Linked DNA regions of Homo sapiens: region 2 is linked to region 1. Evidence: chromatin loops called from intact Hi-C (ENCODE). Cell type or tissue: ascending aorta. All regions are shown on one strand. Each heading gives the region's core, and the rest is flanking DNA. Links, peaks and the distances in the headings are about the cores only.

What was found. Peaks named below come from ENCODE experiments on the same cell type or tissue, not always from the same donor. Only the 100,000 strongest peaks of a DNase experiment are listed, where the experiment ranks them.
Region 2: it touches region 1 in a loop (3-fold over the local background); 6 of 110 quality-filtered maps call a loop at or near these places.

Annotation. Positions count from the first base shown.
Region 1 is chr4:83,454,081-83,456,995 of GRCh38, reverse strand. It overlaps HELQ (helicase, POLQ like), which reads left to right and starts at 1,173. Exons shown (of 18, transcript NM_133636.5): 1 at 1,173-1,599. The coding sequence starts at 1,303. MRPS18C (mitochondrial ribosomal protein S18C) reads right to left here and starts at 938. Exons shown (of 6, transcript NM_016067.4): 1 at 819-938; 2 at 38-87. The coding sequence starts at 918. RefSeq lists enhancers at 886-1,180, 1,167-1,276, 1,617-1,666, 1,095-1,925. In ascending aorta, for the core only: a CTCF peak has its summit at 1,282; a DNase peak (open chromatin) is centred at 1,065; H3K4me3 peaks cover 2,488 bases; H3K27ac peaks cover 2,265 bases.
Region 2 is chr4:82,461,437-82,464,351 of GRCh38, reverse strand. No RefSeq gene overlaps it. Among named protein-coding and RNA genes, the nearest start is that of ENOPH1, 32 kb to the right of the region's middle. In ascending aorta, for the core only: a CTCF peak has its summit at 1,773 (motif pointing left); a DNase peak (open chromatin) is centred at 1,771.

The DNA.
Region 1 (2,915 bases), core at 219-2,718:
TTGCAAAGGCCTTACTAATAGAAAAAAAAATTCTTACCAGGTCCTCATTGCTGGATACCTGTTGTGAACAACCTCTTCTCCAAAGCACTGCGATTAAACAGAAACAGCAATTAACCATTTCTTTTTCTTAGCTGAATAGCTAAAGATTTTTGTTTTTATGGAGACAGGATGAATTAAGGGACACGATATTAAAGAAAGGTTTTGTATTATATTCAGAATGGTTAAAAACTTTTATATTTGGGACAGAGTAAGACTCAACATGGGTGTGCTTTCCAGGGCTTAGGGGGAAAAGAACATATTTTCCCGCCCATACCTGCTCTTTCTGACATTTATTTTCCCTTCATTCCATGGTTAGAGAAAATTCTTAATGCAAATTCTTATAGGAGAAGCAACAGAAAGGCACTGTCATACCAAAAAGAAAGTAACAGACCCGTCCCAGAAAGAATTTATAGAGAAGCACAGAGAAGATAAAATTGCAAAAATTATGCAATTTTGTTCTGTTTGGGGACCTTAGACATCTGGAATTTGCTGCTGGGCGACTCTGGAAATGTCCCTTCCTCACTAAGATTATCCAGAGATCTTAGGAAAGTCTCTGCTTTTTAAGAACCACTCCAACTTCCTCATACGTTTAAATACTTTAAAGGAGTGGATTAGACGACACTAAAACAGTCAAAGGCAATTACAGATTCCCACCCATCTTGGAGAAACTTAATCGCCTAGAAACCAGAGTCGTTTTGCTAACAGGGACGACTCTAACCATTAGGACTAAGGTTAATGCCTGCAGCGCTACAATGGAGCATAGGATATGGAGACTTTACCCGTGTGAGTCCCGGGATGTGTAAGGCTGACAGCAGCCGTTACCAAGTGTGTCAACTTCTTCCTCCCTAGACCACCGCAAACAGCAACCACAGCGGCCATGGTTCCGCGTTTCTTCCACTTCCTTTCGTTCCAAATCGTTCCGAAAGGCCCCTTCCGCTGCTCTTCCCCTGTGGGCTCGAGTACCCCGTTCAAAGGTTCCGCAGGAGAACGCTGAGGACCCGCGAGAGTAGGTGAGGTTTTTCAATACGCATGCGCAGCACCTTTCTGTTCGTGCCCTCCCTACGCGGCAGGTCACGTGAGGCTTATGATTGGACAGGGTAGAAGTTTATGCGTGCTTCCGGTCCGCGAGCCCTGAGAGCTAACTTGGGGTCTTTTCCCAAGGTGGATGTAGAAGCGGGCTCCGGCGTCCCACTCTCCCTTCCATATGGGCTTAGCGTCTGGGTCACTGAGAACGACGTCTGAATAGGGCCCTGGGTCCTTGCCATGGATGAATGTGGTTCCCGCATCCGCCGGCGGGTGTCTCTCCCCAAAAGGAACCGTCCAAGCTTGGGGTGTATTTTTGGCGCTCCCACCGCGGCCGAGCTCGTGCCCGGAGATGAGGGGAAAGAGGAGGAGGAAATGGTGGCTGAGAACAGGAGGCGGAAAACCGCGGGCGTACTGCCGGTTGAGGTACAGCCCCTTCTACTCTCAGATTCCCCGGAATGTCTCGTCCTTGGAGGTGGTGATACAAACCCGGACCTCCTACGTCACATGCCCACTGACAGAGGGGTGGGAGACCAGGTACGGAGGACTTGGAACTTGAAACTGCAAACTTTTGGCATCCTTCCCAGATGCAAAGAGTTGACCAGTTTTATCGCCTTCGTTTACTTCTCTCGTCTTCGTTACCACTGTTAATCGGCACTTAGGAGGTATTGATTGCCTTGTTATTTACATTTCTATATAAATATGAAATGTAAACCCCGAGACATAAAAGTTGTGCACGCAGCAGTTAAGTGGCATGACTGAGACACAAATCTAGGCTTCCAGATAACTGCAGCTCCTACTGTACAAATAAAATCTGCTGTTTATTGAAGACCCGTTATGTTAAGCTAGTTATATTATCTAGATTTTACGACAGTAATCAGGCCCTGAAAAGTTGAGATAGTACAGTTCTTGCTCCAAATCCTGTTGTCTTAATCACTTTACTATATTGCTGCCTCCAGGTTTGTGTGTCTTCTGTGTAGCAGACCACTCCAAGTCAGTATTCAGTTTCTCAGTCTCAATTCCAAATTCCTAGGAACTCCTTGGAGTGTCTAGTGGTACAACCATGTTTCTGTTAGAGGCCAGTCACTGTAGATTGTAGTCTGGGAGGGAAGCGCTGCAGTTATCAGAAACTTCGAATGCGCTGACATTTCAGTAGACGTCTACCAGTCTTCCTGCTGTTTTAGTACAGCTTTAAGAATTACAATCTGGCCGTGTGCAGTGGCTCATGCCTATAATCCCAGTGCTTTAGGAGGCAGAGATGGGAGGATCACTTAAGCCCAGAAGTTCGCGTTCAAAACCAGCCTAGGCAACAGAGACCCAGTCTCTACAAAAAAAAAAAAAAATTTTTTTTTCTTAATTAGCCGGGTGTGGTGGCCTGCACCTGTAGTCCTAGCTACTTGGGAGGCTGAGGCAGGAGGATCGCTTGAGCCCAGGATGTCAAGACTGCAGTGAGCTGTGATCGTGCAGTGGCTGGAGCCACTGTGCTCCAGCCTGGGTGACAGAGCCAGACCCTGTCTCAAAAATTAGAATCTCAGTATCATCGTAACACTCCTGAACCTGCTGTTTAGGCAAGTAATTTAACCTCTTTGGGCCTCCATTTCTTCAGCTGTAAGATATCTATTTACATATAGGTCTGTGATCCATATGTGACCATATAATTATATACTTGGTACAGCCCTAGGCTGAAGTGTTTTTTGGGGGTTTTGTTTGTTTGTTTGTTTTGGTTTTTTTGAGACAGAGTCCCACTCTGTTGCCCAGGTTGGAGTGCAATGGCGCGATCTGGGCTTACCGCAACCTGCGCTTCCCAGGTTCAAGCAATTCTCCTGCCTGAGCCTCCGAGTAGCTGGGATTAC
Region 2 (2,915 bases), core at 331-2,830, 990 kb after region 1:
GTTTCTTTGCTTGGCTTGACCTCTAGTGTTGGAGCCTACGGGCTGTTTAGGCTCTCTTCTCTATCAACAGACTCTTCCTAAGCAACCCCATCCCATGGCTTTTAATAGCATCTCTATGCCAGTGAACTCTCAAATCTGATCTCCAGCCAGGCCAGCATTCTGAACTCTAGACTTATATCCAACTGCTCTTCGGTCATGTTGACATCAGGATCTACATTGGCTTTACATTATTATCAGCAGCACTGCTATTTTTCCAGTAGTATCATCTATCCAGTTGCTTAAGCTAAAAATGTAAGAGTTACCCTTTCAAATCCAATCAATCAATAAGTGGTCACTGTCATGTCTAAAACCTATTCTGAATCTTTCCACTTCTATTTCTGCTTTTACCACCCTAAGGCAAGCCACCACCATCCCTTACCTTCATTACTACAACAGCCTTCTCAGACCCAGTAGATTGACTCTCTCAAGTGCCAATTTTACCCCCTAATTGGAGAAGAGATGGAAGTGTTCTGTTTGGAGAGGTTGCAGCAATGGGGCCTGGCATTCCAGAGTCTGGCCAGCGTCGTGGGCATGAGCTACAGTGGCAATGGTAGCAGGCTTCCTGAGCTAACCACTGTGAGGTGTCCTCTAACTCCACAGTCCAGTGGTAGTTGCCCTGACTCTTCTCCCAGTTCTTCCACTGATGTTGTATACACCTAACTCCTTGTGATTTTTGCCTGCAGCACTCAACCCTGATATACTTAACTCACCTTCCTGCATGCAGTCATGCCCACTTATAAACCATTCTCCATTCCATACAGAATTCCTTAAATATGTAAACCACTCAGGTTATCTTCTGCTCAAAGTCCTCCAGGGGCTTTTTACCATACTTAGAATACAATTCAAACTTCTTACTGGAGTACAAAGCACTATCATCTGGCTTCAGCCCACTTCTCTGATGGTATCCAGCCACTGGGCTCTCAATTCCTGAAAAAGGCCAAGCTTTGCCCTAGATCTGTGCTATGCTGTTCCATCTGCATGGAACACCAGTTCTCCTAGTTTCCTACATGTCTTCCATGTCATTTAGATTAGATGTCACCTTCTCATCACCCCTCCTGTAAAGTTATTCTACCCTGTGTTCTCTGCAGAGCGCTTACTAGTATCTAATTTTTTCTTGTCTTAGTCACCATTGTTTCTCTTCTCGAAAAATGTATGCACAATGGGAGTAGAGAGGAACTTTGTCCCCTCATAGCAGATCTGGGATGCAAGGTAAATGCTTAATAAATATTTAAGGAATAAATTTGGGTTGAATTTGTAAGGTAGAAATTTTACTTCTGTCAGTTACTCCAAGTGTTTTAGTAAAAACTCCACGTTATTCTTAAATATTAGGTTGAGGATAATATCACTTTGCCATCTGGGCACAGGTGGTAGGTTAACAAACTTTTGGAATATATTATACTCAACTTTGTACTCGTGGGAATAAAAAAAGCCCTGAAAACAATCCCTTTTTAACACTGCCGCTGGAAAAAGGGGCTAAAAATCACTAATTTTTTATTGAGGAAAAGGAATATTAGATAGTTGGATTTCATTCAGGATTACTGCCATTTTTTCCAAACTACTCCAACTCTTGCAACATCAAGCTTTTGGCTTGTAAGGATAAACAAAATATAGTTTTCTCTCTCTTAGCTCCATCTGCTGTATTTGGCGGGCGACGGGGCGGGGGTTGGGGGAGGGGGGGAGGAGGGGTGGAGCCTCACACTTCATATCAAGTCTGGAGAAACAGCACCATCTGCTGGGGAAAGGCTGCCGTGCATCTGCCCTGGCAATAAGCCAGTGGCTTTCAACCTTTCCTTGTGCAACTACACATTTGACATTCTGCGTAGCAACTAAAACCCGCTTTCCAGACCAAAAAGAAGTCCTGCTACTCCAGAAATGTTGATAAGATTAGAGAATCTTCTGTTAAGGGCTTCTCTTCTAAAAAACCAACCTGGGCTTTGACCCAAGATTAGAAATCAGCGCCACTGTAGGAAAGAGAACAACAGAGGTACATCTGGATTAATAAACAGGAATAAAAAGAGCCACAACTTTAAGACGCTTTTGTCCTCCATATTCTCTGCAAACAAGAGGCTGAGGCCTTTGTCCTCTTTTTGGAAGTTCCAGAGGTTTTTTGCCTTCCTTCCCCTCATAAGGACTATGAATTCATCTGACTTCATCTTCTAGCTCATTATCCACATTAAAAAAAGTTTTTTAATGATGCATAACTGTGCATATTTATGGGGTACACTGTGGTGTTTCAATACATGTATACATTGTGTATCACTGCTTACATTCTTAGATAGGTATTTTTCCTCTCTTGCCAATCTACTTTATCTTTCAAATTCTTCCTACGACCTTTCTCCATCATTTGTGAATGGTTTTCCTAGGATCTAAAAACGATTCCATTCAACTAGTTTTTCCCTTACTTTGCAAAATAAATCTGATACTTCAATTTTCTCTTAATTCCTGAAATCTATTGATTTTCTGTCCTCCTTACTCAGTGTACATGGGTAGTAAAATGCCTCTCCACCTCAATCCTTTGCTGGCTAGATGCTGTGTGCCTTCCTTTTTATTCAATTCCTTTCTAATCTAGATCCTAGTGCCTAATCTTCTCATTTCTTCATTTTCCAACTACTCCTTAAATAACATTAAGATATACCCCTTTCTGCCATCTGCCTATGAGCTTTCCAAAAAAGGTATTAAGTTCATCCTTTTATTACTATTTGTGGTTTTATCATCATTTACAAATTATTCCCATTTCTAAGATGTACCTAAACTCATTTCCTTTCTTTTTTATTCATATATTTTCATAGACCCTAGATTTCTTAATTGGCTACTAGATCAAAATTATCAACATAAAATCTTTTATATCCCCTGTCCTCTCATAGTTCTAAGACTTC